Linked DNA regions of Mus musculus: region 2 is linked to region 1. The links are chromatin loops, found by intact Hi-C in ENCODE. Cell type or tissue: gastrocnemius. All regions are shown on one strand. Links, peaks and the distances in the headings refer to the core of each region. The heading gives the core; the rest is flanking DNA.

Region 1 (5,866 bases), core at 277-5,276:
TTGCTAATCACGAGAAAGGAACCTTGTAAGGCTGCGGAGTGAGGAATACAGGAAGGGCTGGCATTGGATAGTCAGGGAAATCCCTCTCCAGTCCCTCGAGGGAGAATGGGCTGGTCAGAGAGAATCAATCGTCCATGTCCATTGTATGGACTGAGCAGGTTGTGTGTGTATGCGTAAGGACACACACACGTAACAGTAATTAAAAGACGTCATGAATTGGAAAGAGAACAAGGGAGTGCTATGCAGGATGGTTTGGAAGGAGGAGTTTGAAGGGGGAGGTAACGTGATAATATTATAAGGACAAAAATTAAAACAATTACAGGGTGGGTGGGTGGGGCAGCTAGGACAGTGGTTCTCAACCTGTGGGTCCTAACCCCTTTGGCAAACCTTTGTCTTCAAAAATATTTACAGTACAATTCATGACAGTAGCAAAAGTACAGTTATGAAGTAGCAGTGAAAATACTTTTATGGTTGGGGATCAGCACAACATGAGGAACTGTATAGAAGGGTTGTGGCATCAGGAAGGTTGAGTTAGAGCTCAGGGTACAGCCAGGTCAGTCAGACAGAAACCGTAGTGAGGAACGGGGTGGTAGTCGGTGTGAAGAGGAGCTGGACCTGGAGAACTTAGACCAGTGTGGCGTGGCATTGTGACGCTTTAGGAGTGGAGGGGATTTCCGGTTTTCCTAATTCCGATGATTCTGACACTGAGATTGTCACCTAATGCGTAGTAGAGTCACCTAATGCTCTAAATTGTGAATAGCAGTAGGCCCATAAAACAGTAAGCAGGGGACCACCGGATAGATGGCTGCCGGTTAAGAGCACTGGCTGCCCTTCCGGGTGACATGGGTTAATTTGCTAGCCCCACGTGACAGCTGACAACCATCTCTGATTCCAGCTCTGTGGGATCTGACACCCCCTGCTGGTCTCCACAGGCACTGCATGTGCAGCAGAGACATCATGTCGGCAAAACATCCACATATATAAAATAAAGCGAAATACAGTCTCAAAAGTGTAGTGATACGTGGACATATTGAGGATAATAATCATTTCATAGAGGTTGCTTTTTACTTCTGCTGTTATGGTGGTGATGGTGGTGGTGGTGGTATGTGTGTGTGTGTGTGTGTGTGTGTGTGTGTGTGTGTGTTGGTTCTAGTGGAAACTAATTCATATACTTGACTGATATTTTTAAAAAACATGTTCATGATCTCCGAATCTAGTCTAGTCTAGTCCCCAAATTTAAAGATAAGCAAGCTGAGACACGCTTTGAGGCGACGTGCCTCAGGGCGGCGTGCTTGCTGTTTGTCATCCACTGGCTGTGTACACTTCCTGTGTCTACCCAGCTGACCCCGTACTGAATTGGTTCTGGCTTCTCAATGAAGGGAAGGAGTTAAAAGCTGAAAACTAATTTTACACACACACACACACACACACACACACACACACACTCTCTTTCTCTCTCTCTCTCTCTCTCTCTCTCTCTCTCTCTCTCACTAAATCTTTATACCACAAGAAAGTTATTCTTGAGGTAGCTAATAGAACCTTTATTTTTAAGTTGTTTTCCTCTCATATAATAGATTTAGGTGTGAGGGGGCAGGTGAGGAGAGTCATCTGTTATTCACCCTCCATGACGGTAGAGGTTGAGCCTGATAATTAATTTATTAGTGGCTAAAAACCAAGGCTTCAAACTTGCTTGAGAATAACCTGGGGAGATGACCAAAAAAGTCAGTCACTTTGTAATGTGAGGGGTCAGACATTGTTGGCCTGACCTGGCATGAAGATGCTGTAGTAGAACCAGAAGACAGCCTCTTTCTCTTAGGAATTGGAACGGGAGGGAAGCCCGGTGCTCCTCGGAGTTCCTGTCTGCCCGCTGCTGAGTACTTAGCTGGCTGCAGCTCTTTGAGTAGTGATGTCCTGATTTTATGAACACTCAAGGCGATGGTGCAGCTCTAGTGTAGCCCAGGTTGAGGTTTTTACTTTAATTTTTTTAAGTTACAGCTCTGTTTAATTTCTAAAGTGCCATAGGTAGGGTGAAGGTGTTTAACGTTTTCTTTTATTGAATTCTAGCGAATGACTCTGCAGCTTTCTTGTAGCTGTACAGAGAATGACATGTTAGCTTTGTTTTTAAACCTTCAGTTCATAGAAGACAGAGTGAAACATACCATTATTTACAAAAATTTATGACTCACCTGGTGCTGCTTGACTAGACCCTTTACAAGTTTGCTATGATTTAGCTCATAATCGCAGGATTAAATTGGTGAACTGGTTGTGTGACTCAGCTTTGGTGACATGTTGTAACCACAGTGAACACTAGGTGGCGCTCCTCCATCACTGGATGGCATCCTTTTCAGTGCCTCTGAATTTCATTGGTGTTCATATTGATGAGCCACTCAGATGCCACCTTTGTTGAAGTCAGGAATGCACAGAACCACTGATTATGTCTCATAAAGTGAAAGATTAAAAAAATGTGAACGATGAATTCTTCTGTTGGATTAAACCTGAAAATGCTGTTTGTCTTACCAAAAATGTAAGGATTCAACATTAAATAATATCTGAGTTGTGTGAGGCTATCTAGGCAAATGCATGAAAGAAAACTCTGTCCTAATACGTATGTCTTCAGGTAGGCTCTGGCAATCGTGGTATTAACACATGCTGGCATACACAGGCTTTTCTCACTATAGAAGGATGTCTGTGTTCATAGCCTCTCAGTCCCTGTCTGCTTACCATCAACACACCATCTTCTCCAGTCACGAATATTCAAACACCCTTCACTCCTGACAAAAATGCAAACAGAGTCGGGAGTGACTTGCAGCTAATGCCCCGTGGTGATTGTTGCAGCGCATGCCAGTCCACATGTGTGTTTGGCTTCTGCAGCATTTGGCACCTAAGGCTGGGTCTTGCTGTGCTCATTCTTGCAGTGGGCTGGGCAGGGTTCGGGATGAGCTACAGGTGCCCTCGTGTGGCACACATTTCCTAGCCAATGGAAACAGTGCTCTGAGACGAGCACAGCCTTCTCTATGTGCACAGACGTTAGCCCCGTTTGTCAGTGACACTGCTTATCTATGCTGTCAACTCCTAGAGAGAAAAATGAATAGAGTAGTCTAGGAAGGGTTGAACTTGCTAAAAGTGCGGAGGTCAGTTTAAGCACCACAGTGGAGACAGGAGCCCTTCCCAGTGTATCCACGCCTCCTACGCCAGCTTCCTACACCAGCTTCCTACGCCAGCTTCAGGTTGTGGTGCCTTTTTGTTTCTTGAACTCCATCTTCCCCATCATAACTCTATACTTTTTATCTCCCTGGAATATTTTTCTCCTAGGTCTCTACATGACTGGCTTCTCCTTGTCCTGGTATTGTCTTAGAGGGAGACCTTAACTGTCTCTCCTAGTTGGAGGCCGGTTCCTTACCTCTTTTACCTAAAATTTATCACGTATACTTATTCCCTTTCCTTAGAGCATTTATCATGACAAGTATTGTATTGTTTGTTTTTACATTCTATGCAAAGTATGAAGAGAGATAGGAAATGAATAGGTATGGTCTATATTAATAGAGCTCTGTCCATTTTGAATATTCTAAGTGACTGTTGTAGTGTCTGACAAAGAGAAGTCATTAATTTTTTATTAAGCAAATGAAAGAAATAAATTCAACTTTTAAGAATGCCTACCTTTCCCTTTGTGCCTACCGGTGGATACATACTGCTTTTCAAAGTTCTTCATATATTTACTCAAAAAGTATTGTGTTGCATTTTCTACATACTGCAATATACTATACTATACATACATTATACATGTAGTCCTTTCAGATGCAGTCTTGAGCCAAACAGACATTTTAGCAGGGGAAGGAACTCTGCAGTCAACGTCTGTTGCATGAAGACAGTAAGTGCTACAGGGAGAATGGCTGGCTGTTGTGAGCAGTGAGCCCTCCTGGTGGTGGATAGAACTTCAAGGAGGTGGCCAAGGTCTCTCTCATAGAGAAGAAGATGAAAGTGGAGCAGGGTTGGGGAGGAGAAGGAGTGAGCCATGAGATATTGGAGGGAAACATCCCAGGAAGTAGGTAGGAGCAGCGGTGGGAAGGCTCTTGGGTGCATACAAAGGATTATGTGCCTAGGGCAAAGTCCGCAAGAGTGAGCGTCATGGGAGGCCATCGCAGACAGACAGATCTCACAGGCTTTGCTTGAATGGAGACACTTCATACTCGTGTACTAGAAGACTTGATTTTCCAATGGGGTAAATAGACTGAACACAATCCCTGGTAAACTCCCAGAGGCTAATTTTGCAGAAACTGACAAGCCCATTCTGCCTTTGAGATGGTAACATGAAGTACTGAAGTTAGCCGAGGCGGTGTGTATGTGTGTGCATGAGTGGAAGCGAAGAGGCCAGAGGTCAACACTGGGTGTCTGCCTATTTATTTCCCATCTTACCTTCTGAGTTCGTGTCTTTCACTGAACCTGGAATTCACTGAAAGGCTGGGTTGGTTGGCTAGCAAGCCTCAGAGATCTGGCTGCCCATCTCCACCTCCCGTGTGCTAGAATTACAGGTATGTGCCGCCATACCCGGTTCTTTTCCATGTGTGCTAGGCACCAGACTTAGCTTTTCATGCTTGCATGTTAAGTGTTTTACAAACTGAGCTATCTCCTGAGTCCCAGCCAAGATAATTGCTTAAAAGTATGAAATTGGAAGATTTGCCTTTCCTGAATGAAAAAGGTGTAAAGTTTCTGTTTTAGACAGTGTGATGCAGCCCAGGGATAGCTAGGTTTCATGATGAGTGGAACGGAGTTCAGAGCCCAGAGGTAAACTCTTGGCAATAAATTAGTTTTTAACAAAAATGTCAGCACCATTCAGTGAGAAAAAAAGGAGTATTTGCAAGTTATTGCTGGGATAACTGAATATTTGCATTACAAGGATCAATTTAGAGTCTTGCCTTGAGTAGCTCAAAAAAAAAAAAGATCATAGTAAAAGCCCGAATATAAAACCTCAAATCGGAAATCTCTTACAATGAAGCGTAGGTCTACAGCTCTGCAGTATTGTGTCAAGCAAAGCTTTCTCGAATATGACATCAAAACCACAAGTCACCACCATTCCCGTCCCCTTGCCGGTGAAGTGTTCTAGAACGGCAAGTGTGAGCCAGGGGGGCTTCTGGAGCACCGCGCCTAGATCCTAGCTGGACACAGGGAAGGATATCTGCGGGGAGGAAGCAGGATAAGGGCTGAATTACAAAGGTGTGGGCAGATAGAGAAACTGACAAGGAGCTGCAGGCATCAGGAGGAGGGACTGGCAAGAGCAGAGAGCTTATCAGGGTGCAAGAGAACTGCCAGAGACTGGCTAGTGTCTGACAGGAGCTGTGGCTTCAGCGGAGCTCAGCAACTAAACAGAATCTGACTGGGAGCTCGGAATGTAAACATCTCACCCCAGTGTTCTTCCTTGATCCAGCCGTTGTCTCCTCCCAGCAAATCCATGTGAAAGATGGAGCATTAAGTAGTCTGTGGTGAATGAAGTTCATGAAGGTTCCTCCCTGCCCCCAGGTCCCGGGCTGACTGTAGGCATCTGACTGAGGGTCTGGAGGGACGAATGGAAAATGTCCAGCGCATACATTTCCAGGCCTAGTGGTGTGATGGTTAAAGAGAGACATAACATACTCACCCCCAGTATGCATATGACCTTGACAGTTGTAAAGCTCAGACATACTGGTATTTTCTCGGCTATTATATGGTTGAGCTAGAGTCAATTCTGTAATTGAATATTGAATATAAATAGTATATAATTACTTTAGAATTATTGTGCTACATATATTTAGATCCAGCATTTTCGTTTTGTCTCAAATCCATTTCTTCTCTTAGAATTGAGCTTAGTTGATAGGTGTCATGCATTCCCTGC
Region 2 (5,866 bases), core at 595-5,594, 1.0 Mb after region 1:
GAGGCAGTGAACTCCAAGCTCTTCTGTTTCCACACCCCTGGGAACTTTTGTCTTTTTGGTCGTGAGCCTTTAAGAGCTGAGCCTTCATTCCAAAGCTCACTGGGAGCTTTGGAAAAGTCATCTCTAGGGTAGGAGATATCTCTCCTGTTAGTGAAATCAGAACCAAGCCCTGGCTCTGGGCAAGGCAAGGCTTAGTGGACAGATGTCAGAGACTGGAACTCTACTGTCTTATTCTGGGGAAGCCGACTGGGGAATGGCAGAGACCGGCCTTTCCCTCCGACCACAGAAGAGGGACACAGGTTGAAGGAACCTCATGACCCAAGGTTCCTAAGACACCATACAATGTGCAGCCCTCTGGGTACCAGAGGAGAGGACAGCCTCAGGGAAGACAGGATTTCTTCTGACTGATGGCCTCATCTAGGTGCCGGCTACAAGTCCTATCCCTATCCTACCAAGGGTTCCTGGACACATGTGCCCTAAGGTAACAGGAAACAGAAGCCAAGGCAGAGGTGGTTGTGTGCAGGAGGGACAACCTCGGGTGACTTGGGTGCTGCTCCTCAGGTGCTGTCCACTAGATTATCTGGTCAGCCGATGGTGTGGCAGCTCCTCCCGTCTGTGAAACCCAGGGATGGATGACACAGCCACGCTGTTTGTAGGGCATCTGCTTCAGGACAGGCAGCTGGACATGCTTTTGGTATTGAAGGCTCGGGGCCAGGGTCATCAGTTATGACAGAGGGAAGAAGAGGCCTTGGTGCTGTAGATACATGTGCATCCTCTGCCTGCCTTAGGGACGGATGTGATGCTGTTGGAAGATGGCACTTCTGAGGACAACCCTCCCCAGCACTGCACTTGCCCACCCAAGAGGAGGAGCTCCGTGACATTTGAGGACGAAGTGGAACAGATCAAAGGTTGGCTTATGGGAGTGTCTCAGTAGACACGTGGGCAAGGAGGGGATCCTAGCCTCATTCTTACCACAGAACGTGCCAAGACTTCATCGCCTCTGCCTCCTTCCCATCACTGCAGCCCCACTAGGGATACTTGAGGCATCTGACTCATAGCAAGCAGCATCCAAGGTGGGACAAATGCAGCTGTAGACACACACACACACACACACACACACACACGTACACACGTATACAGTCACACATACAGACACACACACACACACACACACACGTACACACGTATACAGTCACACATACAGACACATACAAACACACACAGTCACATACACAGGTACACATACACAAACACACACAGATACACTCACAGCAGATACCATGAACACACACACAGCACAGACACATTGCACACATACATACACAGATACACACAGAGACATATACACACAACCATGCACAGTCGCATACATATATACACGCACAGACACATACATGTAGTCACACACTCACACACATAGACACACAGTCTCACACACAAACACACTCAGACACACTGTCTTAGGGTTTCTATTCCTGCACAAACATCATAACCAAGAAGCAGTTGGGGAGGAAAGGGTTTATTCAGCTTACATTTCCACATTGCTATTCATCACTAATGGAAGTCGGGACTGGAACTCAAGCAGGTCAGGAAGCAGGAGCTGATGCAGAGGCCATGGAGGGATGCTCCTTACTGGCTTGCTTCCCCTGGCTTGCTCAGACTGCTTTCTTATAGAACACAAGACTACCAGCCCAGAGATGGCACTACCTACAAGGGGACCTCCCTGCTTGATCACTAATTGAGAAAATGCTTTACAGCTGGATCTCGTGGAGGCAGTTCCCCAATTGAAGCTCCTTTCTCTGTGATAACTCCAGCCTGTGTCAAGATGACACAAAACTAGCCAGTACACACACAGTCACATATGCATATACACACATACACATAGACACAGTCACAAATACACATACACGTGTACACACACACAAACTCACACATAGACACACACATAAAGAGCAGATTCCATGAACACACAGCAAGGACATACCTACACACACATACATACACAGGCACACACACAGTTATGGACACACACATGCAGACAAACACACACACAGATACACACAGAGACAGTGACAGGGAGACAGAGAGAGAACTCAAAACAATTCCCAGCTTTCTCAGGAACTAGCCTGACTGGATGAAATAGTTTCCGTGCCCCCTAGTCCACAGTAGTTGCTCCCCTTTATGGATAGTATCCAGTTATAAATCTGATCCTGTCCTCTTAGCCCGTCCCCTCTGACGGACAGTGGAAATATGGCCCTGTGAGTGCAGGCCAAGCTGCCATCCTGATGAATGGCCCTGGAACCTGCAGGGACCGGAGCCCACTGACTGGGCTTTCCTGCTTATCTGTTAACACAGAGCATCCTGGATGCTTAGGGACCTGGGGCTAGTTTCCACTCCAGACAAGCCAAGGGGAGCCACTCCTGTGTAGGAAGGAGTCTCTTTTTCTCCTGTCTCCAAGTGAGAATAGCCACTGGTATAAGGAACCTTGAGTCTGCTGGAGCCAGGGGCTCTAAGGTGTAAATGCTGAGTATGCAAATGAGCCTCCCTCTGCCCTGCTCCACTCCCTTGCAGCGTGAGGGGAGAGGTGGGAGAGGAGCTCAGAGAGGATGGTAAGTAAGTATCTACTTTTCTGGCAAAGCAGATTCAATACAGAGCTAGCCAGCAGCTTTGAGAGTTTACATTCCCCTTCTACTGGACAACAAGTCCATCTCCTTCCCAGACCTCTCACGCCGATCCCAGCCTGCCCCTTTGTGTCCTACGGGTGGGCTGGAAGCGCCCTCTGCTGGTTGGGTGCTGAGAGCAAGGTGCTAGAGCAGGGGATGACAGTTATGCTGTGTAGGGAGCAAACTAGTGCTGCTAAGGTCTCCACTTCCTTCCTGGAGAGTGGGGCACAAACTGCCTGTTCTCCAGAAAACATAAGGGGAGAAGGTCCCCTAGAGACCCCGAGAGCTTAGGCAGTACGGTCTGTGACCCAGTGCTCAGGTTTGGTCATTAGGCGCCACCTCTGTCCCTCTTTTCCATTCAGTGTAGTGTCACGGCTCCTAATCCTTCCCAGGATGGTGGAATTGTTGACATCGCTTCTAAATGTGAGGCTTTCTACAGTGAAGGAGCCTCTGAGGGAAATGGAGAGGAGACATGGCCTTTGAGTCTGTGCAAGCTTACAGCCTAGGCTGTTGAACCCAGGAGCTACAAGAGGAAAATTCTATTGAAGACGTAAAAGCTAAAACATTTAGGGTAGAATTTACTCATTCACAGTAACCGTGTGAATCTTTTCTCTTTAGAGTCAAGGAAACTAAACTAGAAAATGTCTGGCCTTTCTCAGGATGTAAATTGTGTGAAGTCCAAGATTTTAGCCTGGGGACTCTGATGTCAAAATCCATACCTGTAATCTTCGCTTGTCCGCTCTCTCTGGAGTAGCAAGCCAGCAGAGACCATATCCCTTTTCGCTAACCTTCCTTTCTGCCTTCTCCCACAGAGGCCGCCAAGAACTCTCTTCTTCATGTGAAAGCTGAAGTACACAAATCCTTGGACAGTTACGCAGCCAGCTTGGCTAAAGCCATTGAGGCTGAAGCCAAAATCAACTTATTTGGGGAGGAGGCTCTGCCAGGGGTCTTGTTCACAGCACGGACCGTCCCAGGGGCTGGCTTTGGGGGCCGTCGAGGCAGCAGAACTCTTGTGAATCAGAGGCTGCAGCTACAGAGCATCAAAGAAGGCAATGTCTTAGCTGCAGAACAGAGATGAAAGCTTCAGAGGGGAGCGGGGCCGCAGCGGAGCTACCGGGACTGGTGCCTGTGCCAAGACCCTGGAACATGTCACCACTCAGAGAGGGCCAGACGCCGGGAAGGAAACATCTGGTATGCAGCCAGGAGGATTGAAAATACTGTCTCCAGTCTCTGACTTCAGTTGTCTTCTGTAAAGCACATGTGGGCTGCTTCAGGGCTCCTGGGATGGAACGAGGCTTCGAAAGCACACGTTAGAAGCAGATGGAGATGTGGCTGGGGCATCAGGAGGACTAGAGATGGTGGATGTGAAAGGGAAGCCACCATGTGGCTCTTGTCTTCAATGGTATCCAGCTGCTTTAGCTGTCCCTGGTCTCAGTGAGGCCTCTAGAGGCAATCCCTACTCCGTGCCCCTCATGGGGACAGAACGGCTCACCCTAGCACTGTCAGACCATCTGGGGGCTCTGTGTAGTTGATCCAGGAAGCGTGGGACCACAAGTACTAGACTAAATGCAAAAACAGTCCAGAGAGCATCCGAGTAGAGCACCCCACATAGACACCCCATATCTATTGCCCTAGTTAGGACTTGCTCTTGGGTAGCACCTGCTGCTGGCCAATAGAAACAGCCCACAGGCCACCCAAGATGTGGCCACCCCACCCACTTCCTTGTTGACAGATTTTTATTATTACTATTATTATTTGAAAAGAAGGGAGAAACCACTATGAAAGACAAGGGCGAATACCAAGCACTTCATTTCCAGAATAATAAAACCAGGAGGTTAGGGCATATCACTAAGCCTGGGACTTGAGGTCATACGCAGATGAGGGGAACTTGGGGGGAAATCCCTCACACGGGAGATATAGGAGATGCTAGAGTGACTGGCAAACATAGCTGGCCTCACTTTCCAGAGGCAATTGTGACTGTCATAGCAAGTTTGGGGGCTGGCACAAAGGTAGAAAGGGCACTGGACCCGAGTTCATAGCCTGGGTTCTTGACCCAGCTTGGCTTTTGTCTGCACATCATCTGGGACATCCTGTCCCATCACTAGGCCATTTGGAGAAAAGAAAGGTGTGGGGAGTTGGAACAAGTAGCCTCCAAGGTAATTCCAGCTCTGACTTTTGATGGCTTCTGAATCTGCAATTTAAGAGATGGGGACAAACTGAACATGACTGGTGGGTGACCTAGGATCTGTATACTTTTGAGGGTGTGCCCAGTGAGTACAGGAAGAGCACCTGCATGCTCTGGCCCTCACGTCTGTCTTTGTGTTATTTGTTTGGCCGTCTAGGGCAGTCCTAACTGCCGACTACTGAGCCGTGGGTATGAAGAGGGTGCCACAGCTGAGGCAGATGTGGGACAGTGGGTGGGGTTTGTTGCCTTGGACTCCTCTTGCTCTTTGAGCTAGAACAAGTTTGGGCTTTGAGTGCTTGCTGTGGGGGTTCTGTAAGATGATCTTTTCTGCTGCTCTTAAGCCTGGGTGCTTTAGATAAGCGAAGCGATGAGCAGGGCTGTCCACCACACAGAGCAGAGGAAGTCTAAGACCTCGCCATATCTGCCACGAGGCAGCTAATTGAGTGGTTTACTTTTCAAATGTTTCCTGTGGGCTGCCCAGTTCCTGGAGTGACCAGTGCCTGTGGTTCCTGAGGCTTGGCTTGAGCCTTTGGGTGCTTGATTTTGTCACCTACTCCAGGTCACCGGTGCAGGGGAGTGGCAGGGAGGACGGGTCCTGCATTCCTTGCGGCGCCTGTCTTCTCTGTGTATTCTGTTTTCCTTTTCTAGTACTCACCCGGTGTCTTGAGGGACCCTTTTCCCAATTACCTAGTATGCACCGAAGTGGAGCACGCTCCCTAGGTGCGGGTTGTCAGTTAGTACAATGGATTGGCTTAAGACTCAAAGGGTAGAGAGCGCTTTTCTTACTGCCCTGGGCTAGCCTTTATGGAAAGGATGCTGAGGCCTCTGAACCCTATTGGCTGACCCCAGGAGTCTCCAGTATTCCAGAAGTGATGTGACCTCCCTTTTAAAGGATTTGAAGCCTACTCATCTGCCTAACACTGTGGATCTGCCGGCACCTCACCAAGCACCAGTGTTGACCACAAAGGAGAGCGCGGGTGTCCAGACGCTGATGCTGTGGGGAATGTAGAGCGTTAGC

The links. Hi-C counts contacts between places; a loop is a spot of excess contacts. Peaks named below come from ENCODE experiments on the same cell type or tissue, not always from the same donor. Only the 100,000 strongest peaks of a DNase experiment are listed, where the experiment ranks them.
Region 2: a loop joins it to region 1, with 2.8 times the contacts of the local background. A loop is called at or near these places in 5 of 42 quality-filtered maps.

The regions. Positions count from the first base shown.
Region 1 is chr1:164,314,575-164,320,440 of GRCm38, forward strand. The region is part of intron 3 of Nme7 (NME/NM23 family member 7); the gene reads left to right. Among named protein-coding and RNA genes, the nearest start is that of Nme7, 9.8 kb to the left of the region's middle. In gastrocnemius, for the core only: CTCF peaks have their summits at 912 (motif pointing left) and 2,309 (motif pointing right); DNase peaks (open chromatin) are centred at 897, 2,312 and 2,875.
Region 2 is chr1:165,317,961-165,323,826 of GRCm38, forward strand. It overlaps Gpr161 (G protein-coupled receptor 161), which reads left to right. Exons shown (of 6, transcript NM_001310429.1): 5 at 789-908; 6 at 3,476-5,866. The coding sequence ends at 3,741. Among named protein-coding and RNA genes, the nearest start is that of Gpr161, 25 kb to the left of the region's middle. In gastrocnemius, for the core only: a CTCF peak has its summit at 2,793 (motif pointing left); DNase peaks (open chromatin) are centred at 2,772 and 3,726; H3K4me3 peaks cover 257 bases; H3K27ac peaks cover 408 bases.